Regions from separate parts of the Mus musculus genome. Here region 1 is linked to region 2. A link is a loop called in an ENCODE intact Hi-C map of the cell type or tissue named here. Cell type or tissue: left cerebral cortex. All regions are shown on one strand. Each heading gives the region's core, and the rest is flanking DNA. Links, peaks and the distances in the headings are about the cores only. Region 1 overlaps Rab3c (RAB3C, member RAS oncogene family). Region 2 overlaps Rab3c (RAB3C, member RAS oncogene family).

Region 1 (16,527 bases), core at 3,527-11,526, 53 kb after region 2:
CCTGCAGATTTCCAGGGGAAATCTTTTGAAATTCTTTTGAACCTACATCATGAGAACCGCATTATGAGCTAACTAATTTAAGAAAATTCTCTGAGACACTTATTTCATCTGTAACAGAGAGAGGCTTCTTCTGCAGAAGTGTGAAAAATTAAAGCACCATTTAGTCCTTTGTCTAGAATGCTTTAAAATAAAAGTTAACCGCCCCCCCCCCAATTTTTTTTAATGAAAGAATCAAGCATATCAGGTTAATAGTTGTGTTGGAGTTACTTAATAGTAAGGACACAGACAGCGAAAAGTGACTTTTGAAGTCCGACTGACAGAAGCATCTGTAACCCAGGTTGGAGGATTCCTGCGTTAGCAGAGCATCTAGAAACCCACAACAGTGCTGATCTCTCCTTTGCTTCCTCCTGTTCTGCAGTTAGCAAAATCAGCTAAGTATTGTGCTGCCCTGAAATCCCTGTGTCTTATTTTATTTTACATTTTGCATGCCTTAATTAATCCTTCCTTCAGAATTTTCAGTTATTTTTTTCTGAAGGCCTGAAAAACAAAGAAGGGGAATTATCTGGGCTAACAGTCTTGTAAGCTGTTAGGATATAGAGCTGCACATGAGGCGGCGAAAAGCACTGTGATGTTTAACTACATTGCTGGTGTGGAGGACTTCCTAGTGATCCCTCTGGGAGAACAGAAGGTCTAGTCCACACCATGCTGGGAATCTGACACCTAATTGATGGCCTCTCAAGCCTTATCTCTGTACCCTGCATGTAAACTTGGGAAGAAATTATGGCTTTAGGACATGAGGGAAGGTTTAGCCTCTCTTAAGGATCAAATCCTACCTAATTCTGTCCCTCCAAGATTAAAAAGGAGTACAAAGAGTCAATTGACAATATGGGATGCCAGTCAAGATCACAGAAACTTAATAAAAGTCACGAAGTATGAGCATGAAACTAGAAAAATGTAATGCTGCCACTAGCTATCCTTCACCCTGGACTAGCATCAACAAAATTATAAAATCCATAGGTTATTGGTCAGGGAAGTGGATCATTGGGTAAAGTCCTGGCTGTGTACAAGTAAGGTCTCCAGATCCCACATAAAGCTGGTATAATCCACTGTGATCCCAGTGTTCCTATTGTGACATGGGAGGTGCGGACTGGAGAACATCTGGAGACTTGCAAGCCAGCTGGCCTGGTGCACCCAATCACTAGGAAATGACAGAGACTCCCAGGTTGTCCTCTGACTTCGCCCATGCACACCATGGTATGTGTGTACTTGTATGTCCCTCCAATGTGCTGAATAAACACAGAAATAAATACATAGGAAATAAAATTTAATGTGGGTGGGTACTCAAGCTTCATCTAGACCCTCTGAGTCAACCACTCCAGAGGCAATAGCCTCTTGTTTGGGAAGAATTAATATATGTTATACATGGTGGCCCATATGTGTCAGCTTATGCATACACATGTGTATATTTGTATAGCTATGTGTATTCATGCATTCTAAAGTTTGGCAGTGCCAAAAGGCAAAAATGAAACCTTCAACTTTTATAGTAGGAAACATCAGAGAAACAGAAACACACCTCTCTACATGGGAATCTACAAGAAAATCTCCTCGTTGCTGTTGTATATCCAGAGTTCCAAGGGATCCAGGAAGCCGGTAAGCTTGAGGGCTTATTCAATGTGGAAGCAACATTTGGCAAAGCCTCCGAGGCCTACTGACGACCTTGAGGCCATGTGTCTGTCCTCTACAAAGTACTGCAAATATTTGTCTGTTTAGGCCATGGATTTTCCTCCCATCATGAGAGAGGACATTCTCAAATATAAACAATGAGTCATCATGGTAAGGGGAAAAAGCCAATCTCAGAAAGACAAATATCACACACCTTCTTTCTTCATATGCACATCAAGACAATAACTCCATTTACTGAACAATTTAGTATTTACTAGAATGTTTCCATTGAAGATATTTTAATAATAATAATAATAATAATTTATTTAAACACAATGGTCAATATAAGAAACATTCTTACCAAGTATATGTCTGGCTCTGATTATTCATTCATCATAATTGTCAATGAGAATACTTATGTGGTTAGGAAGCAGACCACACTAATGTCACATACATAGGGTCACTGGTGTCCCTACCATTCCCTTTGCTTCTCACCAGCCAGTGTGTCTGCGGCTCACTGTGGCCTGTGGATCTGAGCCTGATCTGCTCTTATAGTATTTGTATTGTCCTCCCTTCTCACATTCCCATTTCCCCCTTTCCTTATCTTCAAGTTCCGGCTTTCTCCCATACACTCAGGGTTTCTCCTCACGTCTGTTTTTGATCACCTCTATAAATCCATGAGAACGGCCATTTTTATTCAGTTACCACAGACTTTTAAAAACTGGTTCTTGTTTTTTTTTTGGCTCTGGTTGGCCTAGAACCCACTTGCCTCAAAGTCCGGAGGGGGCTGCCTCCACCTCAGTCCTGGGATTACAGGCAGAGGCGTGAGCCACCACACCAGGTTCAGAATCCTCCCTGTTCACGTTGTGATATAGAAGTTTACCCCTTAAGTTCCCACAGTGCTTAGCTGCTGCTTGCTTAGGGCTACTCTGCCTTACCCTTCTCTTAATTCCTAGCGCTATTACAGGGTAGAACTTCCCAACCTTGTATCCTTTTTTGCAGCAAGCAGTTACAAAACAATACCCATGATGCTAAATTATTGTAATAAGTTCTGATGTCAGTTTAATGAAAAGGAGATGGAGCTAGTTTGCAATAAAAGGCTCTATCACTATCATCCAATTTCCTTATAGAAGATATGACTTGCAAAACGGTACACTAACACTATCTCACACTTATTTGCACAGTGCATGATATTTACAGACCTGATCCAGCTACCCAATTTCATTTGTTATTCACAATGTTATTAACAGATATTGTATTACCAGCCAATATTATCTCCACTTCTTAAAAGTATACGCTGCTTGAATAACTAGTATAAATTGTGGGGATGGGTAATGTCAGAGGGAGACATTTCCTTGACACAAAATTCTTCACTGTGGCGCAGCAAGCACCAAAATGTTTGCTAAGCAAAATTCAGTGAAATTTTATTCTGAGTCTGCTGCTGGGATAGAAACCTAGGAAGTCACAAGACATGGATGGTGTCTTTGATGAAGAAGTTTATAATGTAATAGAAGGAGCTCAAAAAATTAGGTTTAATCACTTTAAGTGTACTTTTTTTTTCAGAATTTCATGGTAATATCTCAATGATTTTGTTTAAAAAATCAAATTTGAGAGGCTCTCAGCTCAAAAGATCTAGAATCTGAAGGTAGAGACCTGATAACTGAGTATCTGAATGTATTCTCTCTTTCATTATAAACAGGAACTTTAACTGGGAAACCGAAACACTTTGACACAAGCACTGACTTGGCTTCTTAGTGTGGTGAGGGGTGTGGTCACAGATGTGTGATAACCTTCATAGGTAGACTGCCACTGGAAATTAAGAACTTAACTTTATTTTTTTTTTTAAGTCTCCCACAGCCCTGTCGATCTTCCACGATTCATCCATAGTTGAACTTTTGTAACCATCTTGTTACCATGATGGCTATGGAATCTTTCTCCCTGTACCTACAGACTCCAAGGAGATTTCTGACGTGCTGAGCCCAGCTCTTAACTCTTCCTCCTACAACAGAGCCCACATTTCCCTGTGTATGTACCCTTTGTAGGGTCTCTGGTGGTTTTGAGTGGGCTAACTCTCTTTTGATTTTAGGGGTGAACCTGTCGAACAAGCCTGTTCCTGCCGGTCAGAAGTAATCTCAGTGAGATCCAATACTAGGCCTCTCTGAGAGTTCTAGAAGAGAGAAGATGACCTGGCTGGACTAAGAGCTGAGGGGGATGGTGAGCGTTCAAAGGGGCCCTGAGGGGCAGCAGCAGCATGAGGGAGAGACGATTAATCCGGAGAAACAGACCTTGGTTGTCAGGCACTGACTTCTGAGTTGCTTAGACCAACTCTGTACTCTGTAGTTATTTGAGCCATTGGACTTCTTATCTTCCCTACCTGACTGGAAGCTTCCACAGAGTGTTTAGCATAGAAAAACTAGCCCCGGAAAGACAGCCTTTGTTTTCCTGTAAAGTGTTTGCCATTCTCTGCCGTGTATCATTTTTACTGTTTCATTAAATTTAATAATTTTATTTAATCCATTTCATTCATTTCCTGAGAATGGAGACCATTGGAGTTTGTGTCCCACTGAAACCCAGAGTTCTATCTCTAGGAATGTAAATAGTCTAAAAATGTTAGAAGTAAGCAACCATAAGCACTTATTTGAAATGGATAGGCTTGCTTACTTTTATGAATAATGCAAATTTTAAGTAACTTTCTGATGTAGAACATTTAATGTCTGCACTTTATCCCCCTTTGGGATTCAAGAGAAAGTTCTCCCAACACTTCCAATATTAACAGGTGCTAGAACTTGCTAGACTTTGAAAATCCCAAGGTGAAACTATGGGTTTACAAAGAATCCACCCATGGGTTAACCTTGTATTTTGTTTTAGGCTGAGTTCTTTTTAAAAATGAACATATTAGAATAGTAAGTTTATTTCATTCAACACCATAAACAGTGCTTGACATTTTCTTCTCAAAGGATATATAGGGAAAAGAGGGTCAAGTTTGAGAGAAAAGGCAGAAAGTTTGCCTCAGACACACTGTGTTTGAGATGTAGAATGACATAAAGGCACAGAAAGCTAGGAATCAGTTGAATGTTGAATAAAGGGGTCTGGGCTCCAGGAGAGGCTGTAAGCACAAATGCTCACACATTAGGATCTACACATTAGTATCACCTGGCAAGCATAAAAAAAAATGATGTCTAGACCCCATCTCATTCCAGTTTAATACGAAGTTCTGGGAGTAGAGATGAGAAATCAGTATGTTTTTAATTCTCCCAGATTGCTACAACGTGAAACCAACAAAGGGGATCAAAATCCAGCCTTTCTGGCAAGGTTTTACCTACTTAAACATCCCGGCTCTGGATCTAAAACACTCTGAACTTCAAGTGAGTTTCCCAATTTTTCAAAGAGAAATATTATCTTATTGTATCTCCCCTTGCTAAGTCTTTCCTATCTTATATTTGAATGAACAATTCAGTTAGATGAAGAGACTGCCTCAAAGTGGGCAAAACATAGACCTGAGTTTTAAGATAGACCTGAGGTTCGAACCCTGCTTCCTCCATTTAGTTAGCCATGTGTCCCTGGCTGAGTTTCTTAACTTCCTTAGTCTTTTTTTTTTTTTTTTTTGGTTTTTTGTAAAAATTAGAATTAAACTAACTTTCAAAGACGATGAGCAATAGGCGAGATAATTCAAATATGTCACTGAATATGTCACTGAATATGCCACTGAATATGTCACTGAATATGCAGCCTCTTTGGAGCTTCTCAACGTTTTGCTTTGACTGTTGACGTAGGCACGCAGTCACAGGTATTGAATGCATCTAAAGAGCATCCGCTCAGGGGCCTCATCCATCCTTAAGTAGACCTACACATCATGCGTACCCTTCTGCCATTCGCCAGCAGGGATTTGTAATAGGCTCACCCTGGCCATTGTGCAAAGATTGGATCCTAAGTGAGGTATCTGGTACCCAAAGCAAGATAGCAATAGGATACAGCAAACGAGATGCTGCTGCTTGCCTTTTCTAGACAAAAAAAAAAGGCCATGCCCTCAATTTTGTCTTTATAATGCCACCTCCCTCTTTCATGCCCTTTAGTGACTGTTTCTTTCCTGGAGGCTGCAGGCTCTTAGGCTCTCTCACTCCACTCTCTCTGTGCGCTGTGTTGGTTCTTAAACCCAGACTCTACTTTTCAGTCTCCTCACTCATCCGTCCCTTCACTATGATGGCCGCATCTGGACTTGGAGATATTTTTGCAAAACCTTGACAGGCATTAGACAGGAGAAACAGTGGGGAATCGAGCGTGACACCTTTATGTACAATCATACCAAATGTGAGATTTCTCTGGGGAGTGTTGCCTATTGGAGCTAAGACCTCAAATGCAGCCACCCACTTAAAGCTATGGCTCCTTTCAATGAGAATGCCGTTCTACATAGACTTGGGCGGCATTTATTTATAAGAGAACATTACACCTAAGGTTGAAACACTCCTCTTCCCTGGCTCCAAGTATTATTCTACACCAGACCTCTCATTAGTGCACCCAAAGGGCACGTTCCCGTGAAAAGAGTGTCTTCAGTGTTCACCAATTCCGTTTAAAATCACACCCAAAGCAGGGTCTAACAACACTTTCCCAAAGAGAAAATTATACCCACACAAAGGCATTGGTTTGTTCTGATATAAGCCGACAGACAAACATCATTAAACCAGATTGTAACTCGTTCGCTCACATTAAAATATAAAGTAACCCGACTCATCGAGTTGTCCTTTGGGAAACAGACAGCCATGGGATGCACCCCACTTACCTGGAAGGATTTGGAAGAGGAGGCGGCAGCTTTGCTGCTGTGGTGTTCAGCCTACAACACGTGCGGCAAACACAAAGCCATCTCGGGCTGCATTTCAAGACAGAGGCAGGAGTGCTGCAGGAAGATGCTGTGAACTCCTTATATGGAAAAATGCCAGGCTGGAGCACTGTGCAGAACACGCTGAATTAAATGTGCACATCAAGGGAACAGCCTGTGTTAAATGCCCATCCGTTAAGATCAAAGCTTTCTGGCCTACTGCTAGCAGCGGGCCTGAAAAAGAAACAGCGACCTAATGCGGAGCTAGCAGAGGGCAGGTAGAATTGTCTTCCCCTGACTCAACCTTCCCACTGCTCTCTGTATCCAAACTCTGAATATTGTAAAGAGAGATAAAGGCTGGGACTAGGGAGACAGCTCAGAAAGTAAGGCTTTTCATTAGTCTCTGAAACTCATGGTTGAAAGAAAGAATCTACTACAGAACATTGTTGTCACACACACACACACACACACACACACACACACACAAATACTCACACGCACATACACACATTGTAATAATAAAAACAATTTTAAATTCAAAAGTGAAAGGTTTGATGTCTGGATTCCCTGCTGAACAACAACAGCAGAGGGAAGTGTTCCGCACTTACTGCTAGCAACTAGCATTTTGACTTGAATAACAAGGGACCGATTTTCGCTGATGGATTCTCAGGCTTTGCTACAGCCTGGTTATGCCCACCAAAGATTACAAGGAGAAATTATCTGTTCATTAGTGCTACTGTTACCACGCCTGCCACTCATGGCACATGATGGCGGTTTGAGTCTTTGCTCAGTGAATGGCAGATACAGCTCCCTAAGGTCAGGATGGAAGTGGGACTGCTTTTCCCAGTTTTTACCCCAACTAGTCCAAGGCCAAGAAATTAAATTCTTCAATAATTCAAAACATAGTCTAAAAATTATATAGACAGAACATTCTTCTAGGAAACTTGGAAGTTCAGAAAAAAAAAATAAATTAACTACAGTTTCACTGTCATCTTGATAATATTCGCCATTTTTCTCCCTGTCGCCAAAAGACTTCTTGCATAATATCAGCACGATATTTGCTATTTGGGGTATGGGACATATAATAAACCGCATTGTGTTTATTTCCCACACATAAGTTGATCATCATGCTTTGACACATGGACTCATGCGTGCTCTCTTACACTGAGTTGGGCCTTTGCCCTTCTCCTCATCCCTCACCCTGGGCAGAGACAAGTAATGTGTACATTTGTTGGTTTGTTTTCCAAAATCCAAATCTTCAGAGAATCTAGGGAATTTGCAGAGACATACATAGAGAGACTTGAGGAGGCCCAGGCTGAGAAGAGTTGAGGCAGCAGAAATTCTCCTGGATCATGTACTTGGAAAGGGAAGGGAGAGACCGGGGATTGCATTCTTTCCATTCGGGGAGTTGCCAGCCATCTTTAAAAAGACCACAAGGAAAAGGATGATGGTAAGCCAGGCCCTTCTACCCAGCTAAGATATCTGGATGTGTCTTTGATATCCAAAAGTATAGTCAGACTTGAAGGTAAGGTGGTGTTAGAAACCCAGGGAGAACTGACATTTCTATTCTGACATCATTCCTGTTTCCTCATGCGATGTCTCTGTCAGACTTTTAAAATCTTCCCATAAAAGAAAATGTTACCTTAAGTAATCTCTTACATCCTTTGATGCATCTCTCTTCATCATGTATAGTTCAGGTACCAGCACTAGCAACAGACACCTGGGGCCTTGAGAAGATACTCCAGACCTAAGGCATCGGATCTTCACTTAACAAAGTCCTGAGGTGACTGGTTCTTCTGCACTTACACAGATCTTTCTAAATTATTGTTCTTCAATGTCTTGATATCTCTGTTTAGGGCACACAACCAGTAGCACAACTTTCTTTCAGTAGATCCCATCTTCAAAATCTACCTTCCAATAACATCATAGGCTGGGATCAAGTCTTCGAAGGATATCAAGACTGTAATTGATCATATATCACAGTTCTTGCGTTTGAGGTAGGCAAAGCTATTTAACTAGTTTATTGTTAAGAAATATTTTCAAACAAGAGAGAGAGGGATAGAACTTCACTAGAGTAAAGGGGGGCTGAGTCTATGTGTACATGTCACAGTGGAGCCTGGACATCCCTTTACCTTCATCTGGAAATGAGAACCAGGCACAATATCCCAGGCAACTAAGCATTCCTTTCATATTCACTCCTAGACTCCTGACCCAGGAGAAGACAGTTCCTGTTTCTATTTTGGGTCTCTTTTAGGAGGATTTTATTTTATTTTATGTCTAAATTCTGTATCTCTCATAGAAAAAAATGTCATTTAGTCAAATAAAGCAATTTCCCAAGGCTCCTGGTGTGCTTATGACATCTAAAGGAACTTATTTTTACATGATAAAGGGGAATGGCAGAAGAGAGATGTTTTTGATGTTTAATCTCCCAGTGCATTCCCATCCCCGCCTAAGCATGCCCATAGGAAAATGCCATAAATCACAGCTCCTCAGGAGAATATTTATTTTAAGGGCATTTTATCTAGAGCATGTCCTGCACAGAAAACAGCTTTGGCTCCCTTAGGGCTTTGTGAAAGTAATACAATCTCTCTCTCTCTCTCTCTCTCTCTCTCTCTCTCTCTCTCATCTACCTACCTATCATCTATCTATCATCTATTTACTATCTATCTATCTATCTATCTATCTATCTATCTATCTATCATCTACCTACCTATCATCTATCTATCTATTATCTATTTATCTATCTACCTATCATCTACTTATTTATCATCTACGTATCATCTATCTACCTACTGGCCTATCATCCATCTATCTGTCTGTCTGTCTGTCTATCTATCTATCTATCTATCTATCTATCTATCTATCCATCCATCTATCTATCTATCTATCTATCTATCTATCTATCTATCTACCTATCATGTATCATCTATCTATCTATCTATCTATCTATCTATCTATCTATCTATCATCTACCTACCTATCATCTTTCTATCTATTATCTATTTATCTCTCTACCTATCATCTACTTATTTATCATCTACGTATCATCTATCTACCTACTGGCCTATCATCCATCTATCTGTCTATCTATCTGTCTATCTATCTATCTATCTATCTATCTATCTATCTATCCATCCATCCATCCATCCATCCATCCATCCATCCATCCATCTATCTATCTATCTATCTATCTATCTATCTATCTATCTATCTATCTATCTATCTATCTACCTATCATGTATCATCTATCTATCTATCTATCTATCTATCTATCTATCTATCTATCTATCATTATATTCTCATATTAGGTTTACTCATATTAGCTTTACAGTCACAAAAATATTACTCAACTCAACCATAATATGTTTTGATAAAAAGAATATAATACTTGAAAAAAAATACAAGATCTTTTTTTAAGAGTTGGCAGATCTTTTTGTTTTAAATAATGTGTACGTGTTTTTTTGTATTTGTATGTTTTTGCTATGCATCATTTTGAGTGACTTAAATGGCAATTTGAATTTTCTCAACACATAAAAATTTGAATATATATGTACATACTCTGAAGGCATATTATATATATACATACATACATACATACATACATACATACATACAATGGGCACCTCATAGAAAGTTTTCTTCTAATCCTGTGCTGTTACAGATTCGATTAGAGGAACGTCTGCTTTATAAGCATGTGAGCATGGGTTCTGAGATCTCACTAAATTAATCTTAACCAAGAGGGTTGGGAGACATAGCGGACATGCCAGGCCTACATGGGTAGACACGTGTATCAGAAGCAAACAGAATAACCACAGTCATGGAGGATTGCAGGTCAACAGTCTGCTCTCTTGGAAGTCCAGGAAAGAACTGGAACAATGGAAATAAGTAGCTTCTCAGGGCTTAACCAAGTCAAGGGCTTTTTTTTTATAAGGGCAAACCTTCCCATTTTCCATTTCCAAGAAAGGCTTCTCCTGGCTTTTGTTCAGGCTGAGAATGCTGTCCCCTGGCAGAGCTAATACTCCAGCCCCAAGCTGCCTTACTTGTCCTCTGTGTGGCATACACTCTCACAATACTCCAGAGCCATTAACTATAATTTGCTTTAGAAAAGCAAAGTTTAAAAATGGTTATTATCATTGAAATGAGTTCCAAGCAAGGAAAAGAATGCTCTGTTCAAGTTTGTGCTGACTTAGGGGAAAAACAAACAGCTTATAATAGCCACTAAAAAGAATATATTGTGCACAAATACAGGACTATATTTTTAATATTCTCTGTCAAAGCCTAGCGACTACATATATAATAAGAGTGGCACTCACATTTAGAATTGCTTCTTAAATGCTGCATACAATGTATTAAGCCAGGCATTAAGAAACTTTAAGTAAAACCTACAGTAGATAATTTGCATTGGGACTGTTAGGGAAAGTGGAGATAGTAGAGATTTTTGATGATGTTACTCCATTACGTTGTTTCAGTTATCATACAAACTAGTAGGTAAGGACTGTCTTAGTTAGAGTTTTACTGTTGTGAGCAGACACCATGACCAGGGCAAGTCTTTTTTTTTTTTAATTTTTTATTAGGTATTTTCCTCATTTACATTTCCAATGCTATCCCAAAAGTCCCCCATACACTCCCCTCCCCCCCACTTCCCTATCCACCCACTCCCACTTCTTGGCCCTGGTGTTCCCCTGCCCTGGGGCATATAAAGTTTGCACAACCAATGGGCCTCTCTTTCCACTGATGGCCGACCAGGCCATCTTCTGATACATATGCAGCTAGAGACACGAGCTCCGGGGAGGGGGTTATTGGTTAGTTCATATTGATGTTCTACCTATAGGGTTGCAGATCCCTTTAGCTCCTTGGGTACTTTCTCTAGCTCCTCCATTGGGGGCCCTGTGATCCATCCAATAGCTGACTGTGAGCATCCACTTATGTGTTTGCTAGGCCCCGGCATAGTCTCACAAGAGACAACTATATCAGGGTCCTTTCAGCAAAATCTTGCTAGTGTGTGCAATGGTGTCAGTGTTTGGAGGCTGATTATGGGATGGATCCCTGGATATGGCAGTCTCTAGATGGTCCATCCTTTTGTCTCAGCTCCAAATTTTGTCTCTGTAACTCCTTCCATGAGTGTTTTGTTCCCAATTCTAAGAAGGAGCAAAGTGTCCACACTTTGGTCTTCGTTCTTCTTGAGTTTCATGCGTTTAGCAAATTGTATCTTATATCTTGGGTATTCTAAGTTTCTGGGCTAATATCCACTTATCAGTGAGTACATATCATTTGAGTTCTTTTGTGATTGGGTTACCTCACTCAGGATGATGCCCTCCAGGTCCATCCATTTGCCTAGGAATTTCATAAATTCATTCTTTTTAATAGCTGAGTAGTACTCCATTGTGTAAATGTACCACATTTTTTTGTATTCATTCCTCTGTTGAGGGGCATCTGGGTTCTTTCCAGCTTCTGGCTATTATAGTTATCATGTAGAAGAATGCGAATTGATCCAAGGCAAGTCTTATAAGTACAACATTTAATTGAGGCTGGCTTACAGGTTCAGAGTTTCAGTCCATTATCATCAAGGTGGAAGCATGGCAGCATCCAGGCATGGCACAGAAGGAGCTGAGAGTTCTACACCTTTATCTGAAGGCTGCTAGTGGAAGACTGACTTCCAGGCAGCTAGGATAAGGGTCTTAAAGCCCATTCCTAGAGTAATGCACCTACTCCAACAAGGTCATACCTCCTAATAGCACCACTCTTTGGACCAAGCATATATAAACCACTACTAGGTCTTAACTCACTTAGAGGAGATATATATATATTTAAGCCTTGCTCAAGTCTGATCTGGAAGTACACCAGGAAGCTGAGTCCAAGTGTGGCTTAGAGAACTAGAAAGAAACCCAGTGGCCAGGCAGAGCGGTTCATTCCTGACAAGTCTAAAGTTCACTGTGGTTGATCCTGACAAACTCCTGAGTTTCAGAGTTAATTCAAGTTTAGTTTTATAAATGCTTGGCTTTAAGTTTGGTTTTATAAGAGTTTGGACCTGGTGGCTGAAACATTGAGTGATATAGAGGATAAGAGCAAGTGAGGAGGTTTGAGAGGAGGCCCACTAGGTAGCAGCATTACTGTTCTTGTGGAGGACTCCATTGTTCCCAGGGACCACAGCCTGTGGCTGACAGTTCCCTCTAACCCCAGATTCACCAGGATCTGACTCTGTGAGCATGTGTACAGCAACACCCAGCCACCCCCACATACTTAGAAAGAATAAGGATAAACCTTTAAAAGAAAAACTAGACAGCTAGGAGACATGCTTGTCTTTGTGATTGTTCTGTTAGCACTAAGAGAGACATTCTTTTTCAAGTGTATGACTGTCAACTTCTAGGTTGTATGACTTTCTTTAAAAAAATGCAAATGGTCAACCCTAAAAACACACACATACAAGTAATATTATATGGATGGGATATATATGCATATATGGTATATATGTTATATGCATATGTGATATATATGTTGATGTATATCAACAATTAAGAAAACGGAAGCCATACATTTGAAAAATATGGAGTGCTTTGGAGGAAGGAAATGGAAGGGAGAAATGATGTACTTATAATCTTTTATTCATTGATTTATTCATTTGCCTAAGAGTTCATGAAGCATCACGCAGGATTCTAAGAATGCAAAATGTAATAATCATCGGATAAAGCAAAATGTGAAATAAAAATGTAAACATGCATGAGATGCTCTCAGTGCTCTAGCAGAGGCGCGAGCACAATTCAGCACACAGTTGCTGCTGATGGAAAGCAAGAGCTGTCAGTGATGACCCTGGGTTTCGATCCTGCCTGAACGGAAGAGTGATGGTACAATTAACCAGGCAAGCAAGAGAGGACTCACAATAGACTTAGAAGTGAGGATGATTAATTTGTTTTTGGACATGCTGAATGAGAGTTCTTTGTGGATCATCTGAGCAGAAATGCCACGAGCCTGGCAGACACAGGGAACGTGGGAGAGAAGTCTCAGTGTAGGATATAGGGAAATATGGGTTGAACTCACTGTCTTAAAGCTCTGGTTGGGTATGAATGGTAGAGAAGCTGGCAAGCAAGACTGAGCTCCCAACGTCATTTCTTATTTAATGTTGACGTGCGTTCTTGATTTTTCCATGAGAGTAGGACAGGAAATAGAAAGGAATCTGAATCCTCTAGGCCTCTCTAGAGCTTGTCCTTGTCTTTAGCTTTTGGACTCAGGAACAGTTGGATTAGTCAGGACTCCTAGCTTGCACTGGCCTTTATTGCTTGTTCATAAGGGCATGGCTCCACTGTGCAAGAGGAAGAAGAGGAAGTGACCAATTCCCAGATAACCTGGAGAGATGGTTCTCTTTCCAAAGGCTGCCGTTGGGTTATGATTTGCAGTTTGTAAAGCTGATCACTCGGGGAATGCGCAATGCTGGTGAGCTTCCTCATAAGTTATGAAGCAGCTGAGGAATTATTGCAAGATTCTATATAACCTTCAGAGAAAATGTCTGCTAACTTAGCTAATGGAAAATGCTGCTGTTAATCTTTTCTCTTAATCCCTGGGAGGTTTGGAGGGAACAGATAATAAAATTCTGTCAGGCAGGAAAATGATGACTTAAGACTTTTCTAAATGTAGAAATACAGAATTCTAATTTGCATTATATCGATTCATTTAACCAGTAAGCATCAATTAAGCCGCCACAACATGGAGGCTTTGAACAAAAAATAAGGGATTTTAAACTCAATAGAATTTTGCATAAAACGTGGCCCTTTCGCTTCAAGAAATTTCCAGTCTTTGAGAGATATACACATATAAAAATGTTAAATGTACTAAAATGGAAGAGTATACACAAATTGCTATTTGATGTACAGATGCAACAATACAGATTTTTGTAAAGCATTTTGTAGAGCTTCTTTGAAAATGTAATATCTGAGATAAGTCTTGCTTCTCTGAGAAACCTTTTGAGGTTGTAGAGGCTGAGCACTCTAGGCAAAGACAGTGGGGGAACATATAACACTTGGAAGAAGACAGGATTCTGGTACACACGCCAGGTAAGGCATAGAGGAGATTAAAGAAGAGATCTGCAGATGCCTCAGCTTCTACTAGCTAAAGTGGTCCTTACCCTGGATCAAGCAGAAAGAAGTGAGCAAAGAGGCACTGCATCAAAATGGCAACAAGTGATGAGTATGGAGGTCCTGAGGAGAGGATGCTGGGATTCTCTGAAGCAGGCCTATGAAGGGGTAATAGAGTTGAGGTTGTTGTGTTTCTACCTCAGGTGACAGGCCAGCATAGCTAAGAATTCTGATCATAGTCAATGGCTCCCCTTGCCCCCATAGTCAATCACTCTAACTCTCATTCTCTGAAACAAGTCTTCCTATGTCCAAGCTGTCTTTGAACTCAGCATCTTTCTGTCTCTGCCTCTCAAAGGTTGGAGTTAACAGAACATCCAGAAATTCCAAAGCTAAGATCACTTCCTAAATTTTTGTAGGTGGTTTGGGACCACACTTTTGAGTTTTGCCCAATAAAGTGTGGAAAATAGCAACACATATGTCCATAATAGCACAACTTAAGCTCCACCCCCCCTCTCTCTAACTATGGGAGACTCTGAAAATGACCACAGTGAAGGAAGGACTTTGGTTAAAGAATACTGCCCATGCTTCAGAACCTTGTAGGACTGCAGGGCAGTGGGATAAGCAAAGGATCAGATAGGTTCTATGTGGAAAGCCTGTATTGATGATGCCCTGTTTGTGTATCACCTATCTCACACTATTACTACTGTGAACAACATTGATGACAGAAAAAGGGATTGTTGTGCACAAGACTGAAGATTTATCTATATTGAATTTGAGGTAAGTGTAGGAGCACCCAGGCACTCAGGATATTAATGATAAAAGCTTAACAGTAAAGTCTATCCTATCACTGCAATGAAACACCATGACCAAAAGAAGTTGTGGGGGAAAGGGTTTATTTGGCTTTCACTTCCACATCATTTGTTCATCAGAGAAGGAAGTCTGGACAGGAGTTTAAACAGGGAAGGAGCTGATGCAGAGGTCATGGTTGGGTGCTGATATTGAGTTGTTCATCATGGCTTGCTCATCCAGCTATCTTCCTGAACCCAGGGCGACCAGCATGAGGATGGTATCACCCACAACATAGCTGGGCTCTCCCTCCACCAATCACTAATTAAGAAAATGCCCTACAGTCAAATCTTACGGAAGCATTTCCTCAATCGAAGTTCCCTCCTTTCAGCTAACTCTAGTTCATATCAAGTTGACATAAAACTAATCAGAACAGGGTAGATATGTTAAGTTCAGAAGCCGCGTGTGTGTGTGTATCTTTTTAAATTCTTTCACATATTCTATCCATTATATCCTGACAGCAGTTTCTCCTACCACTACTCTTCCCATTCTATCCCCTTCAGCACCTCCCCTCTCCCTTCTCTCTCCTCAGTTTTTTCCCTTAAGTTATTACTGACATGAAGAGATACCATAACCATGGCAACTCTTATCAAGAAAAACATTTAACTGGGACTGGCTTACAGATTCAGAGGTTCAGTCCATTATCACTATGGTGAGAAGCATGGCAGCATGCAGGCAGGTATGGTGCTGGAGTTGCAATTTCTACATCTTGATCCACAGGCAGCAGAAAGAGCCTGCCACCCTAGGCCTAACTTGAGGATATGACCTCAGAATCCAGCTCCAGTGACACACTTCCTCCAAGAAGGCCACACCTCCTAACAGTACCATTCCCTATGGCCACATGTTCAAACACATGTGTCTGTAGGGGCCATTCTTACTCAAACCAACACAGTTTTCCTTCAGAAACAAAGCAGGCCTCCCAGAGATATCAACCGAATATTGCCTAAGAAGTTACCATAAAAGAAGGCACAACCTCTCATGCCAAGGCTGGGCGAGGCAACCCAGTGGGAGAAGGAAAAGTGTCCCAAGGGCAGGCAAAATAGCCACAAATATCAACAATATCTTGGGGGTAACTCTAACCAAGCCAATGAAAGACTTGTATGACAATAACTTCAAATCTTTGAAGAAAGAAATTGAAGA
Region 2 (16,527 bases), core at 4,604-12,603:
ACTTCAGAGCAGCAGGACCAACTGTCATTTTAGCTAGTCCCATATTGGGGAGCCAGCCATGAGACAGACTTTAGGAGTGGGAGGAGATGAGAATTTGACCCACTTCCCTGAAGAATGGCCAAGGAAAGCAGCCAGAATTTGGAACAGGAGCCCGGCCCAAGGCTAAAGTTGATATAAATAGACCACAGAGTGGACAGGTCTTTCAGGCTCCCGGTTTCTCTTGTCAGCCAGGCTTAAGCAGATGGCATGATTTAGAACCTATGCAAGGGTCATCTTAAAGTGTTGATGGATGCTAGTCCCCACACAGAAGGTCTTCTCCCTGCCCTTAGACTTACAGACTCTAGTTTAGTCTTCTGATAAGGAAGAGGGTGCCTGAGTTTGCTGGAGGTTGCACGGGGCTACCGGAATTCTCCACTCTCCATTGAGTAAAATTCAAGTCATGTAGTTAGGCATTCATTCCTCAACTCTTAGACTTCCCCTAGCTCTCAGGTCTAACTCCACCTACTCTAGGCCTATCACGCTTGCCCCCTCCACATCTGCTAAATGACCCCAAGGCAGCTCTTCCCATGAGTCTCCCTAAAGAACCCCACCCTGTATCCTCTCTCCCCAGTCAAAATAGCATTTGCTGAGTGTTCCATCTATTCCCAAGACTGTTGAACTTTTAATCAGGATTTTCCCCTGTATTGTCAAAGGCTATGCAGGAAGAGCAACAAAACAGCTTTAGAACTCATGGAATGTGGTCCACCAGTTAGCACAAGCAAGATGGGTGTGCCTCAGAGAGGCAGAGCCCCGAGGACTCCATGTCCTGAGGACTTTGTGCTGCTGTGGAGGTTTGCTCTACTTGTTGCCTTCACATCCCTCTTAATCTAAGCCTTGTATGAAACCTCTAAGGGGGCTTCCAGCCCCTCACTGGGCAGTGTCTGTGGCACTCACAATCACATTGCTGCTGAAGCAGATTAATGATTCAATTATGACTCTGGGAAGGAACTTGGGACTTTAGAGTTTCAGGGATGACCATCGCCCTTAGAAAGAACATTTGGAAAAACAAATTGTTACTGAAGCTAGGTTATGATAGTTTTGTTAGTGGACACAGAAAACCTTAGGGAACAATTTGAAGTTCAGAAAAGCACACTCTTATTAATCGAGCTAGGGACTTTTTGAGGTCAAGGAACAAGAACAATGGCAGTCTAACTAGCATTGGCTGATGTGACTCTTACTGAGGCTCGACTGGTGATCTAGGCGATAATCATTTCTTGTATCCATCCTTGCCCTCAGCTTCCTGTTATGATTTAATAAAAAAAAATGCTGGTGAGTAGATGTGAAATATGAGGATTTAAAGTAGAAATGACTGATTGTTGTTTTTTTTTTTATTTATTTAAAAGCTTAGATTTGTGCTTTTTAAATTTTTTATAATACTGCTTTTTAAGATAAATAAGAAAATAATCGATCATTTCTTTGTAACTTGAAATTGCTGCCTGCCAGTAGGAGAAACCTGCTGAGAAAGTTACCTTGCTTGCTCATGCCTTGTTAATTTGTAACAAGTTGCTTAGTTATGAGTGTCTGTGGGTTCTTGGGAATAATTTTGTTAAGGCCTAGGTAAAATGTTACCTCTGTAAGCCTGCCATTATGTGCCATTACTAATGTCATGAGGAAACCTTCTCATAGCTGTTACTAAGACGTTTTGTGCTTTGGTGTTCTTGAAAGCCATTCACAACAGAAGTCAATTAGAACAGCTTTGTAGAGTTAGCCACAAGAAGCTTGGACCTGAAGCAACCACCAGGTAACACTTCCTGCACCTATGTCTATGCTTTTATGGTTTTTGATTTTATAAGCTGCCTCTGGGTTGGACCCCAACATAAGAGAGACACCTGAGCCAATATAAGAAACTATTTGGGATAAGACTTCCAGTTTGAGTAGGGATAGAGTAAGTTTGAGTCTCCAAGGCCTCCATGGGAACTTCCGCTTGACAGAAAGAGACATGTACATGGGTAGCTGACATTTTGATTGGCAAGTTAGAACATGAATGTTAGGTTAGGTAAGTGTCCTGCCACAGCCGAATACCCCAACCAATTGGCACAGGATAAGTGTACAACAAAGACATGCTCCTAAGAAAATCCTCTATCCTTAAATCCTGGTTGGTTGAGTAACTTGGCACAGGTGTTTGTAGATTTCAGGCTTAAAAGTCCTGTAGAATCTGGACTCAGTGTCACAGTCAGCTCCGGAGTGTGGTCTATAGCCCTGATCGATCAATCCTGGGGTGAATGCTCAATACGTATCCCTGTCTGAGACTGGAGTTCACGTGGCTTGTGAGGCAACTCCTGGATCCCAAGAAATTTGTTTTCTTTACTTGTGCTGTGAAGTGTTTTTTTCATAATCATTCACTAAAGGAAAAATGGAATGTAATCACATTGTAATTTCTATACTGCTTGAAAGATTCCTCTGGGATATATACATTGTGGGAGGCAAAATAAAGTTGTTGGAGCCTACTCATTGGTATTTGCTCAACCTACACAAATATGTAAGTGTGTACATATCAATGTATGTGAAGTGGTTGAAACCAGCTCATTGGATTTTGCTCCACCCACCAAAAACATGTGTCTGTGAATGTTTGTGAAGTGGTTGGAGCTTTGCTCCACCCACCCAATCTGTAAGTATATATATCTATATATATATACATATGTATATATCTATATATATATACATATGTATATATCTATATATATACATATGTATATATATATATATATATATGTGTGTGTGTGTGTGTGTGTGTGTGTGTGAAGTTGTTAGAAATTGTTTGTTGGACCTTGTTGGAGCTTGCTTTGTCCATCAAGTGTGAGTGTGTGAGTGAGTGTGTAAGTGTGTGAGTGTGTGCGTGAGCGTGTAAGTGTGTGAGTGAGTGTGTAAGTGTGTGAGTGTGTGAGTGAGTGTAAAAGTGTGTGAGTGTGTGCGTGAGTGTGTAAGTGTGTGAGTGTGTAAGTGTGTGAGTGAGTGTGTAAGTGTGTGAGTGTGTGAGTGAGTGTGTGAGTGAGTGTGTGAGTGAGTGTGTGAGTGTGTGAGTGAGTGTGTAAGTGTGTGAGTGAGTGTGTAAGTGTGTGCGTGAGCGTGTAAGTGTGTGAGTGAGTGTGTAAGTGTGTGAGTGAGTGTGTGAGTGTGTGAGTGAGTGTGTAACTGTGTGAGTGTGTGAGTGAGTGTGTGAGTGAGTGTGTGAGTATGTGAGTGTGTGAGTGTGTGAGTGTGTGAGTGAGTGTGTAAGTGTGTGAGTGTGTGAGTGAGTGTGTAAGTGTGTGAGTGTGTGCCTGCTTTATGTTGCTGCTGACACCCACATCCTGTTCTTGAATTGCTGAACATGTTGTCAGTGTTGCTCCTCAACAATACTCACGTTTGGGAAATATCATTAAAACTTGAAGTTTTCAACCCAATGAGCCTGTTTCTGACATCCTTGATGGAGCCTCTCTCTGGATGCTGACCACTGTCCCTGCCCTTCCTGTTGTCCCTGACATGAGATTGATGTTGCAATTGTCCACTGTCCTTGTGCTCTTAGTGGATTCCTTGGCATCCATATCTCTACCATTGGTGGGAAGGTGGAAGCTACACAGAGAAAGGCAAAAGCATCCACTGTTTATGTAAGAACTTTCCCCCTGTGTATCCAATGAACAAACAGATCATGTGTAAATTTCACACCTGGCTGCTTCACTCTTTAAATTATTTATGCCACCTGCTCATCCCCTGTGGCTATTTCAGTTTGAAGCCTTCTAGAAAAATCCGAGTTCCCTTGGGTAACAGCTTTAAGGTCTTTTGTGGTGAACCACCCACCCTGAACATTTCCAATTCCCTAGTAATTATTTTCAAGTATATACTTTGGACTTAATTTCTATTTTTTTGAGAATGAAAAGAACTTTTATTTATTTATTATATTTTTACTAGATATTTTCTTCATTTACATCTCAAATGCTATCCCTAACCCCCCCTAAAACCTACCCCCACCCTGCTCCCCAACCCACCCACTCCTGCTTCCTGGCCCTGGCATTCCCCTATACTGGGGCATATAATCTTTGCAAGACCAAGGGCCTCGCCTCCCATTGATAGCCAACTCGGCCACCCTCTGCTACATATGCAACTAGAGACACAGCTCTGGGTGGGGGGTACTGGTTAGTTCACATTGCTGTTCCTCCTATAAGGTTGCAGACTCCTTCAGCTCCTTGGGTACCTCAGTTACAAAATTGATACAATGTAAAATTCAGCATTCTAGTAATTTGGAAGCTATAATTCTCAACCTTTAGGATAAAATGTTGGACAAACACTAGGATTCAATTCTAGATCATGTTCATGGTGCCCAGGAGGAGAGCCAATCACTCTCTATCCCTTCCAGTCCCCTCTACTAGGTACATTTTGTCCTCCAGTTAAATTGTGCATCCCACCTGGGGTTTCCCCCTATCCCTGGAAATATCTAACACAGCATCTAGTAGAAGCAGGTGCCCAGCAGATGTTGGCTAATTACAGGATTGATTGCTATTAATTGGTTGGGAGAAGCTGGCAGATCGAAACGGAAGGGGAAAGAATCACTTATTCCTTTGTTCTTTGTTATGAAGCGACCGAACTTGCAAGCACTTTGTCGGCTGCATTATTTCTAGGTGGAGTTTACCAAGCATGGAACTCCATATCATATCATTTCAGATTTGTCCTGTGGGAAATTTGTTATATCAAAAACCCAAAGCAGTCCTATTTACCCATGAGGAAAGGCATTTCTGAACAATAGGAAGAAGTGTAGAATTATTCAACTCCCACCAATAACTTTTGCTTCACATTAAAATATTAAACCTCTTAAATGGTAAGAAAGTCAAGACTCTCTCTGAGCTTTCAGAGAGATGAGTGTCAGTCAAGGTGCAAGAGCCACCGTTAGTGTGCACAGAAGTGCCAAGGATTTTCCAAGTGGGGTTCCTTTAAATCCACGAAACGTTTCCTTTGTAACTTCTTAACATTGCATTAAGCTTTTAATGATAAAGGAGACAATTCCCACCCTTGCCTGTTAAGGGGCTGGTAACATGAACATCAATAACTGTTCTTTGTACAGCATTTTCAATTTGCCAATAGCATTTATGTGCATTATCAATTAGCAGGTTATGTTTGCCGGGAGAGAGGCCTAGGAAACAGAGCAGCTATTGAAGTACATTTTCAAGTAGCAGTGCCCAAATGAATGAGGTTTCATTGTGACATCCACAGACGGGTGATCTTTGTGGAGCACCATGTAAAGATTGCTGTGCTATGCTATTCACATTGGTTTCCATTGCTTTGGATCCAGACAGTACTGTGAAGTAGCACCTTTAAAATATTCACTTTCTAGTAGAGCGGTGTAGACATGTTGCACATGTAGAAAACCATGGCAAAGATTAGAGTCTGTTTCCACAGCCCCAGGCACTTTCCTCCAGAACATTCCTAATGACTTTTATGTCTTCTGGCAGGTTTAGGCCCAAAGACAATGGAATAATCTCTGTTGGCCTCATAAAAACAGTGGTGGAGACTCTTAGCTAGCCTGAGCAACATGCTTTAATGCTCAGGAATTCTGATTTGCATATGTTTATTTTACAAAGGGATGGCTTTCATAAAGACATTTTTGGTGCAACTGGATTTGATATTTTAACCAAATTTACCATAATTGCAGTTTCTAAAAGTCAGAAAATTCCCCAGAAAATCTGACTCTAGCTCCATTCGCAGGCAGTTCATTCTGTCCAGAGCAGACACAGAGAGCTGCACAAAGCATTATTTAAATGCATTTATTTTTCATGGTGATAAATTCTGAAGAATTCAGTTAATTCATATGTTCTCTTGATGGTTTATATTTAGACTTTTTTTTTTTGTCTTTGTTCTCCTAGAACAGAGGAGATGGAGATGAAAATTTGCCATCTTTAGAATTCTTCCTTTAAACAAACAACTGCTTCCTTGTCAGAGGCTGCCAATCCAGGTGATTGGAAACTAATTACAGTTAAGGGCAGAAGAGAAAGTCAGGATAGGGTGTGTGATCTAGCCGGAGCAGGGACGTTTCCATGAATGGCTTTCACAGACGAAATACCACGGTTTCTATGTACATGGGGGATGAAGCATATGCCAGCATCAAACAGAGCTTCGTGCTAGGACTTGGGTTTCAGAGACTAGAGAAAGTCCCCTGTTGAGAACAAAGTTAGGAAGCGCCACAAAGTACGCAGGGTTAACATTCTGCAGAAAGCAACTCTCCCCACATAACATTCACAAATGACTTCTGGTGAGACTGGGACCCTTTCACAGATCCATAAAGGAATAAGGGTGTCTCTCAAATTCCCAACATGGAGGGCATTCTCTCTCTCTCTCTCTCTCTCTCTCTCTCTCTCTCTCTCTCTCTCTCTCCCTGTGATCTAATAAGCCACAAGTTTCCAAGGTGAGACCATCAGAGGATGATGGCGCTGAACTTCCTGAAGGGGAAGGAAAAGGAATAAACACAGCCTCAGACTCCTGCAGTGCAGAATAGCGGAGACCGGGTCTGGATGAAACTACATGGACGGACGCACAGCTTTGTCTGTGCGATTGAGAGGATGAGTGAGCCTGTCCTGCTCAACAGCGTTCCCTTAATGTCATGAGCCTGTCACTAGAGGCAACCACTAGAATAAGAAATAAGTGAGAAGCCATCATCGGGATGGTTTGGCTGACAATTTGTTTACTTTAAACGTTTAGAAAAAATGGTGCTTCTTCTAAATGTCAGAACAGTATTCAGTAAATTACATGAGAGATCCAAGATTAATATAGAATAGGATTTATGTTGGATGCAGACTGATTTAACTGGAATGAACATGTCAAAGAAAGAGGCATGCTGTTTGTAGGCTAAGCATATTGAATGCATTGGTAGCCTCCGATGTTTTCAAATTACTGATAGGTTTACTGGGACATAATAATACCACGTTTAAGTCAACTACATCTGCAGTTACAAATGTGGGGCATTTACATTTCTTGGAGGCAAATAATAATAAGCATTTTTAATTAGAAATCAGTCCCCCGTGAGTTTAGTTGGTGGGATTTATTATCTACCACTGTCAGTTATGATAATTTTACCTTGAGAAAAGGAAAAATCACACCAACCAGGGTGCAAAGCTAATAAACAGATCTGGACCCCTGCCAGGTGTCTTAGCCCATCCTGGATTTGAGCCCTTTTGAGTTCCAAAACCAAACACACCAAACTGATTTAGAAGAGTCGAGGCTTGTTTGTTTTCCTTTCTTTTCTTTTTCAGTGCTGGTAATTAAAATGAGACAGTTTACATTTCTTATATTCAGCTTTAAAATTTTAGTAACATTGTTCTTAACACTTTTGTGTTGTGAGAAAAAGAAACTGGAAGTCAGTAGTTTATACAGACCTTTCTCACCTCGAACTGGATTCATTCATTCATTCATTCATACTTTAAATGCTGCACGGGTTAGATCTGGGTGTAGCATTGAGAAAGGCACAGCAGGCAGATTACTCTGAGATAAGGAGCCAAGGTGGGTTCTGCGTGAGAGTAGGAAATCAAGAGGATGGGGACATTTGTGAGATGGGCTAAGCAGGATGAAAGACTGGAATCTCTCTAGCAAAAATATAGTTTTCTACTCTGTGGCTCTTGGAGGGGATGGGGGCTTCCTAGGCGGCCGAATGTTGTGGAGATTTGAAGTAGTAAGATTTTTTTTTTTTCTTCCAAGAAAGGGCTTCACAGGTTAGCTCTGTTGAGTAAACCAATGATGATTAGAACAGGGCTTTGCCAAGGTCTTGAAAAGTCTTTCCATGGGTAGTCTAAGAGTTTGAGACCTGACATATAAGAGCAAATTGGGTATGCCACTTATGATCCTACAGGGTGTGGTATCACCAGCCAAGCCTCCATATTGCCTCTCATTCAAAGTGAGCTACTTTGAGCGTGAACTGAGTGCTATCGATGCTTACTGGGAGATGAATGAGCACCAGCTGGACCATCCTGAGCAATGTGGGATGCATGGAATGTACAGCCTCTCCGTTCATCAAGAGTATTTTCTGCCAGGCGTGGTGGCACACGCCTTTAATCCCAGCACTCGGGAGAAATACGCAGAGGCAGGCGAATTTCTGAGTTCGAGGCCAGCCTGGTCTACAAAGTGAGTTCCAGGACAGCCAGGGGTATACAGAGAAACCCTGTCTTGAAAAAAAAAAAGAGTATTTTCTGAGGATTAAATTCCAGCTGCCAATAAGGAAGACAGAGAGTTACGAGACATAGATGAGGCTAATAACAGGGCAAACTCAAAGGACTAGGAAAAGGTGGATGCAGGAGCTGTCCCTTTTTCATACATGGTTGTAAGCCTATCTAAGTATATCCAACACATTAGAGTATCCTTGATCTGTTTTCTACCTCCTGGGAAACCTTAGCCAGAAAGAATGTGAGCCAGCGGAAATAATGGTAGGGTGTCTGCACTTTTCCACAGACGGCTCCGTGCAGCCAGGTACTCAGAACATTTAAATAGCATTGCTGCGACTCCTTGCCAAATCCAGAAGTTGGCAATCCCTGTTCTTTCCTAAACACCGGCAATTAAGATTTAGATAAATCTTTAAAAACTGCTGAAGAGCAGTCAGTGCGAATGTGGAGCAGGTGGTTGGAGTTTTAAAAATAGGCACGGGGCGATGCTGTAGCCTCATTACAGTTGCTGACGACTCAACCTGCTTTAGTGTGCAATTGTTTTGCAGGCCCAAGGAGAAAATAATTAAAAAAAAAACTGAAGGAAAAAAAATTATCCTTCATTAAACTGGCGTGCCCGGAGGCAGTGGTATGGCCTGAGCTTGAAAAAGGACGGAAGGGGAGCATGTCTGTCACAGGCTGCTTGTGCTTCTTTGGAGTTGGTGCTGAGATTATTAAATGGTCCTTGGTGTGCAGAACTTAACACTGTAATGAGAAGCTGATGCTTATGGCACTGGATTAGTTGTGTGTGTGTGTGTGTGTGTGTGTGTGTGTGTGTGTACAACAGCAGCATCTTTTACTTTAGAAAGAGTTAATGTGTGCACAGAGAGGCTTGGTGGCTCGTTCTTAAGATTCATCTTTCGTTTTTATATACACTTCTTATGTCATACAGGAATAGACTTAATGGAGCCAACTTTTTAGAATTGAAGTGAATTTCATAGAAAAGAACTAGGTCGGTGGCTACTTGCAACACATAGAATCCTCATCTGGCTAAAGGGCCTCCAAGGATCCAGCATCCTGAAACTCTCAAGTCAAAGCCATGAAACCTTCAGATGCCACCTGACTGTTATCTTGGAGGGAGTCCGCCATCAGGGATGCATGCATTTCTCCAGCTGCTGTAGCTTTAGAGATGCGTTTGTGTATTCAGTCAACAAGGGATGGTATCTCACAGCTGTTGCCAACTTGACAGAAATGTAGGTGTGCTTGAGAAGAGAGAATCTCGTTGGAACAATTCCTTCCATCAGACTGGCCTCTGTGTGTGGCTGTGGGCCATTTTCTTGATTGCTAATTGACCTAGGAAGGCCCAGCCTACCATGGCTAGTACTACTCTAGGGAGGTTGGCCTGGATTGTATGCAAAAGGTATCTGAGCAAGCCAGAAGAAGCAAGGCCGAAAGTTAGCCAATATGGTCTCTGCTTCAGTTCCTGCCTTCGGTTCCTGCCTCTGCTTTCCTTGATGGCTGACTGTAACTGCTATGCCAAGTCAACTCTTCCTTAAGTTACTTTCGGTCATGGTGTTTATCACAGCAATAGAAAGCAAACTAGAATATGCTCCATTTCAGAGATCCTGATTTTTCTGATGTGATACACGTACACACACACACACACACACACACACACACATCTATATCTATCATCGATCGAGAGCTGGCCTGATTTTTTTTTAATGTCCCCTGAGTAATGCTGTTGTCCTGATTTATGCCCTGGCCATGTTCCCGTGCTATGCTCCACTCCTGATGGATTCCATGCTTCCTGTCCATTACCTCCAATCTACTGTTTAACCAGTGGTGTCAGCAGATTACCTACTATTATATAACCCAGCTTTTAGAAGATTCAACACTATCCTAATACATGAAGACTACTTTTATAATTTATATAGTGTACTGCTGGAACAACATATTTAAGATCTGAAAAACTGATGTTGAGATACGGGTAAGTATGTATAATAATTTTCCCTATACGCTGCCTGACATTAAAAACACCCTACTTTTAGGAATGCTACCTTTTTACTTAGTCCAAAATGAAATCCACTCTTGCCACCCTGTTCTTTCAACTCCAGCACTGGTTCGTGAGAACCAGTAGAGCCAATTCCAGTGTCTTCAGTGGTAAATGGCCTCTCATTGATATGTCATCTTTTCACGGGTTTGCCTCTTTAGCACACAGGTTCTTCTTCATAAAGGTGCCACCACCTCCTTGCCTATGCATGAAAATTCTATTTTCTGTCTTCAAGCCTGCAGCAAACACTCTCAACGTGGCCTTCCTCCATGCCCCTGGATGGGCATGTTCTTAATATCCTGACCTCCTCTAACACTTGTCTTTAATTCTGTTGGAGACCTATAGACTGGCTTATAAAAGTCATTGTGTACTGGAGTGGGGGCTATTCCAAAACCTGTGGCTAGTTCTTGGGATATGTTCTTCTATCTGGGATGCCTTGTCTGGCCTCAGTGTGAGAGGATGCTCCTAGCTCTGCATAGACTTGATGTGCCAGGGTGGGGGGATATCCAGGGGTCCTCCCACCATGCAGAGGAGAAAGGGAGGAGGGATGGGGTGTGGGGGCAAGGATTGTGGGAGGGAGTGACTGGTAGGAGGCAGTGAGCAGGATGTAAACTGAATAAATAAAAAAATGAAGTGATTGTGTCCCTTTGGAGTCTAGAATTTTCTAGTGACGAGTGCTTGACAATACTGAATGGAAAACTTAAAGGTTGAATAAATGAATGAATGAATGAATGAATGAATAAATGAAAATAATTCTGTGTCATGTTCCCAAATTTTATTTCGAAGCATCACTCTCCCATGTCCATCAAGAATATATAGTGTGACTCTAATGGCTGTTTAGTAAGAACACTTGCCTACTGGTTTTAGTTTGATGGGTTTTAATCAAGGTTCAGTGGATTTCTCTGCATCCTTACTGGATTAATAAATAACATCTCAGCCCACACTCTCTTTCTTTGGATCTCCCCAAGTCTCCTTGAAACTGTCTGTACCAGTTTGATGGATATATTTTGAAGGAGAAAATTTGAGCACGAGTAAGATTGTATTTAGGAGGATTCTTTCTTAGTAACAACGAAACCATTCCTGGCTTCTTTCCCAGGATTATGGGATCACTGGAAGATCACAGGACCCGGGAGAAGAGTTTAAGTAGGCTTACTAGCCACGCACACCTGAATTCCCTCCTGGATTTTAAGATGAAAGTAAATTCAGTAAAAATCTATTCCATAATTCGAGGTTATTTTAAGGTTATTGTGTATGGAGCAGAACTTAGCCCTGGGGATAGATGGCTATGATAACTTTCCCTGGTGGGAGTTCCTTAGGGTTAGCCTAGGGATCCCCAAAGCTCAGAGATCCCACAAGTAGACAACTTCACATACAGCTCCCTCCATTCTCTTTCCTACCTTGGCTAGCAATGGCAGCCTAGGTTTTCAGGGAAATATATGAGGATGCTAAAGTCAAAATCAGTACCATTGGGGGTCATTCCAGCTCAGCTCCCACCAGAGTCAAGGTTACCGAAGTCCAGAGGGAGACTTTCCCATCTGGATGTCAGTGATACTTCACATCCTTCAGTTCTCTTGTCTTCAAGGACACTCAAACCCCATGGCCAGTGTGACCAACTCTTGTCTTTGATGGTAGAGAAACAGTCCACAGAGGCAAATCCCATTCGTTAGCTCTCTCTCTCTATCTATCTATCTATCTATATATATATATATATATATATATATATATATATTTCTCTATATCTCCAGGAAAACAATGACATTCTGCTTGTCCTACCTCACACATCCAGAAATGCCGCTGTGTGAAAGAATACCCCATCCTACGGCTTTACCTTCTCCTCTTTTAAAAAATGAATGGACGGTCTACTCAAACCATGAGTTATCAAATGAGTATATGTGACTTAGAATTCACAGATATAAAAAGTGACATTCTGCCAGAGTCTGTTTCTAATAGAGAAAACCTAACTATGTAAATTAAAAGTGCAAAGCATTTCCTATGTTGTTCTAGGCTATGCTCTAATAGATTAAATGTTAAAATGTTGAATAGTGTCAGACACAGAGTCATGTTCAGCTTGAGCAGTAGTTCACTCTCTTCAGACACTCTGCTCATGTCTCGTGTGAGGCTATGCCAGTGCCTGGCAAATACAGAAGTGGATGCTCACAGTCATCTATTGGTTGGAACACAGGGACCCTAATGGAGGAGGTAGATAAAGTATCCAAGGAGCTGAAGGGGTCTGCAACCCTATAGAAGGAACAACAATATGAACTAATCAGTACCCCCAGAGCTTGTGTCTCTAGCTGCATATGTAGCAGAAGATGGCCTAGTTGGCCATCATTGGGAAGAGAGGCCCTTTGTTCTTGTAAACTTTATATGCCCCAGTACAGGGGAATGCCAGGGCCAAGAAGTGGGAGTGGGAGGGTAGGGAAGTGGGGGGGGGGAATATGGGGGACTTTTGGGATAGCATTTGAAATGTAAATGAAGAAAATGTCTAATAAAAATTTAAAAGTTAGTATAAAATGATACTACAAATGTTTTTGTTTATACTATAACTTCCTAGGGATTAACTTTGAAACTTGAAGGTCAGCAGTTAGTTTGTGATGGTGCTGATAAATTCATTTGAAACCCCAGATGAGCCAACTGGAAATAGGAACCTGAATTGTAGCCATAGGTTCCCTGAAGGCATTTGATTTGCCTGTTGTTAGGTAGAGTTAAGACCTCAGGGTGAATGGGAACTTCCAAGGAAGTATGTAGGATGGGTGTGGCGGGCCAGGGATATAAGAAGCAGTTGGAAGAAGATTTCTATGGCTACCTAGGAGACTTAACCCAGTGGTGGACAGGGTGGAGGAATGAGGAACCCCAGAATTAATGACAAGGAACTGCAATCTCAGGGCCAGATGGAATAAAACATACAAGAGAGGGAGATTGGGGAAATGTTCATTGTCTATATAGCACCCACACGTTTCCTGATTGTTATTTTTAGAAGGTAAGGTCATATGTCAAATTGCATGCCAAGTACCCAGGATACTGTAAACAGCTAATAAACACTTGTTTTGTGACTTAAAGAATACATCAGATTGACAAGAGTACCTACCCTTCGTACAAGAATTCCAAAGACCTCAGCCTCAGGTATAGTCAGCTACACTATAGTTCCCTCCAGTCCCTTCATTTGGGTGAGTAATTGATATACAGAAGTAACTATCAAGAATGGAGAGTTAATCATAAATAGATAAACAAAGCAGCTGTTTTGAACTGAAAGATCCTGGCAGAATGTAAAAGGACACAGAAGCCCTGAAATTGGCAAGATAGACGTCAGTGTTAGCAGAACTAGCTTCACTGATTTAGAAAAATAGAGGTGCACAATGCTCTGGCCACTCCTGGAACCTGTGTGTCTGCCAATGTTCTGACCAGGTGTGTGCCCATTGCTGCACCTTCATTAGACTCTTTCCTTGTACCCCTCCCATACCCATTTCTTGAGAATAGACATTGTTTAGATCTGGAAATCCCCTAATCTCCCCCTTCTCCTTTCCCCCCTGAGGGCCTATAAAAACTGGGAACTCTTTCCCCTCAAGGTCGACTCCTCTACCCCTGCGTGGGATATGAGTCGTCCCCAGAGCTCTGGCTTTCCTCGAATAAAGCCTCATGTGGTTTGCAACAAGCTTGGTCTGTTGTGAGTTCTTGGGTGTCCGCTATTGTCCTGAGGCCTGAGCGAGGGGCTCCTCTTGGAGTCTTTCAGAGCCATCTGTCATGATGTGGTAATGACCTGTAGAAAAGGAATACTGAATCTCCCAGAAATGGAATTTTACTGCTAATTGATTTTAAAAGTATAACCTCTCAAAACCTTGTAATTTAGATGAAGAGTTTTTAGTTTTTAGAATTGTCTCTCCTGATCATGTGTGGAGGGTGTGTAGTCATGAGGAGAATGAATCACATGGGAGGCAAATGATCTCCAAGTAGGCACATTTTCTGGTTGTCATGACAACTGCAGAGTCTTATTGACTACATAGCAAAAAAAAAATCAATTAGAGACTATTGGATGAATTTGCACAGGAGCATAAAATCTGTCTATCCCTCAATTTGAGAAACTTTCCCACATGTGTGCAGGGACTAGAGAGGGTGTTTATATCAGGTACATGTGCTCTTGTGTGCATGTGTGTGTACACCCATAACATGTTTTGGGTCATGTTTTGGGTTGCGCCTTATTACTGAGATCAACTGTTAGTTGAGGCCACCACTACAGACAAAGGGTGAGATCCTGAGTACAGGAGAGAGATGTGGGGACAAGTATTTCCAAAAATATGTTCATCATTATTTTAACTTCTCTTCCACATCATATCTTATCTTATCAACACCCAAGTTGTTTATTAAGTTGTTAAAAAAAATAAAGCTATCACCTGGTTCTTTTTGACAATGACATTGAATTGTTTTTGATGTTATTCTATCTTTCATGGACCCACGTATTTTTTTTAGCTTTCCTTATAAAGACTGATCACATCTGAGGAGCCTTTCTCCTTCCAGGTGGATATGCCTAGCTAGATGATAAATCCAAGGGACAGGGAAAGGAGATGGAGGAAGCCATATGGGGACACCCTGCAGGTTCCTTTTCTCTCATACACAGAGGACCTACTTGTCTCCACTCCTATCTTCCTGAGGTATTAGGAAATGCTAGCAGACTTCTAAGGCTCTCCAATGCTGGTGACATGAGGAGAGGGGTCCTATGACGGAGAATATAGAGGCTAAGGAGCATTTCTAGGTTAAATATCAGTCTAGTGATGTTTTCATAGCTGGCTGCAGGGGAAGCCTTGTAGACTGGTTTCTCTGGTCATCCAGTGACAGCTTTCAGTGTAATAATGAGCTTATTGATCTCCCAAGGAAATAATAGAGTTTGGAGAGCGGGCCCTGCTCAGCTCTTGAGATTTCCCAGTGGAAGACTTACCCATGGGGAATGGCTGTGCTGACATTCCATGCTTCCAATAATAGAGCAAAGCTCTGATCACCCATAACATGTTTTGGGTCATGTTTTGGGTTGTGCCTCATTACTGAGATCAACTGTTAGTTGAGGCCACCACTACAGACAGAGAAAGGGTGAGATGCTGAGTATAGTGAGGTGTCTTCTGGGGCCAAGGTACTTTGGGAAACCTCTTGTTGCATCTTCTCCCTATGTATTATGCTGCAGGACCAGGATTGTCCCTCACATCAATGCTGCTTCCCTGCTTTCAGTGTCTGTGTTCCACTGTGGCCCTTACTTATAACACTGCATCTCCTTTTATTGGCTTTTTTTTCCTTCTCTAGGGATCCATCAGAATGTATCTTGTTATTTAACCCATCTTCTTGCATCAATTGCCTCCTCCAAGCTGCACTGTTCAGCCCTACCCATCATCCCTGCCAGCATCATCTCTCCTTGGATATCTTCTACTCCTGCCCCACCCTTGCTCTCCCAGACCCTGCTGGTAGACTTCTCTCTCTACCTGCCTCTGCCCACTTTTTTCCTGTTGCTCTCCTCTTGTCTCTGTCCTCTACATCATGAACTCACTGACCTGTTTTTGTTTCTTCATTTGTTTTGCTGTATTATATGTACCCTTAGTCTTTCCATATCATTATTATTTGTTCCTCTATAATGTCTGACACAAACCATCCAAGAGGTGTTGAATAAAACTGTCTTGAATCAGTCAGCCACTGGTCTCTCCTGAAACTCCCCCTGACTCATGGTGATATTTTCATCTTCAGGTAGGTTTTGTGTTTGGAATGGCCATTTCTAGAACTCCACTATGCCATCTTATTGAAGGTCTTCTCGAAGAGCTCTTTGTTTAGCAGGTACATTCTCAAGAGATGAGTTTGTCTCCTAAGAATTCTTCTTTAACACTACTGTGGCTCATCATTGATGCTGTGAAGTACAGAATCTAGAACAGAACCTGTGTTTTGCCATTACCATCCTTAACAGGAACCAGAGAACAAGAGTGATTGCAATGAAGTACTCAACTCCTCGAAGAATGATATGTCTGGACCAACACAGAACAGGATGAGGGAGCAAGGAGGGCAGGCCTGGGATCCTCATGAAATAATTGGGATTTTTTTTTTTTGAGCTCACACTAGGTTCTTACCATCACTTTTGTTTCTAATTGTTTCTGAACTCAACTAATGCTGCAGGAAATGAGAGGGAATACACTCAGGGTTTGCAGAAGGTCTGTTGTTTGTCAAGGTCTCTTGATAAACTATACACACTCACACTCACATACCACACACACACACCAAACACACATTCTACACAGACACTCACAACCACACACACACATACACACACACACATACCACACCACACACACCATACACATATCACACACATAT

What was found. A loop is a pair of places that touch in the nucleus more often than their neighbours do. Peaks named below come from ENCODE experiments on the same cell type or tissue, not always from the same donor. Only the 100,000 strongest peaks of a DNase experiment are listed, where the experiment ranks them.
Region 1: a loop joins it to region 2, with 2.0 times the contacts of the local background. A loop is called at or near these places in 2 of 42 quality-filtered maps.

The regions. Positions count from the first base shown.
Region 1 is chr13:110,121,244-110,137,770 of GRCm38, forward strand. The region is part of intron 3 of Rab3c (RAB3C, member RAS oncogene family); the gene reads right to left. Among named protein-coding and RNA genes, the nearest start is that of Gm41057, 52 kb to the right of the region's middle. In left cerebral cortex, for the core only: no CTCF peak of the experiment used is centred there; a DNase peak (open chromatin) is centred at 6,587.
Region 2 is chr13:110,067,242-110,083,768 of GRCm38, forward strand. All of the region lies in intron 4 of Rab3c (RAB3C, member RAS oncogene family), which reads right to left. Among named protein-coding and RNA genes, the nearest start is that of Gm32881, 69 kb to the left of the region's middle. In left cerebral cortex, for the core only: no CTCF peak of the experiment used is centred there; a DNase peak (open chromatin) is centred at 8,561.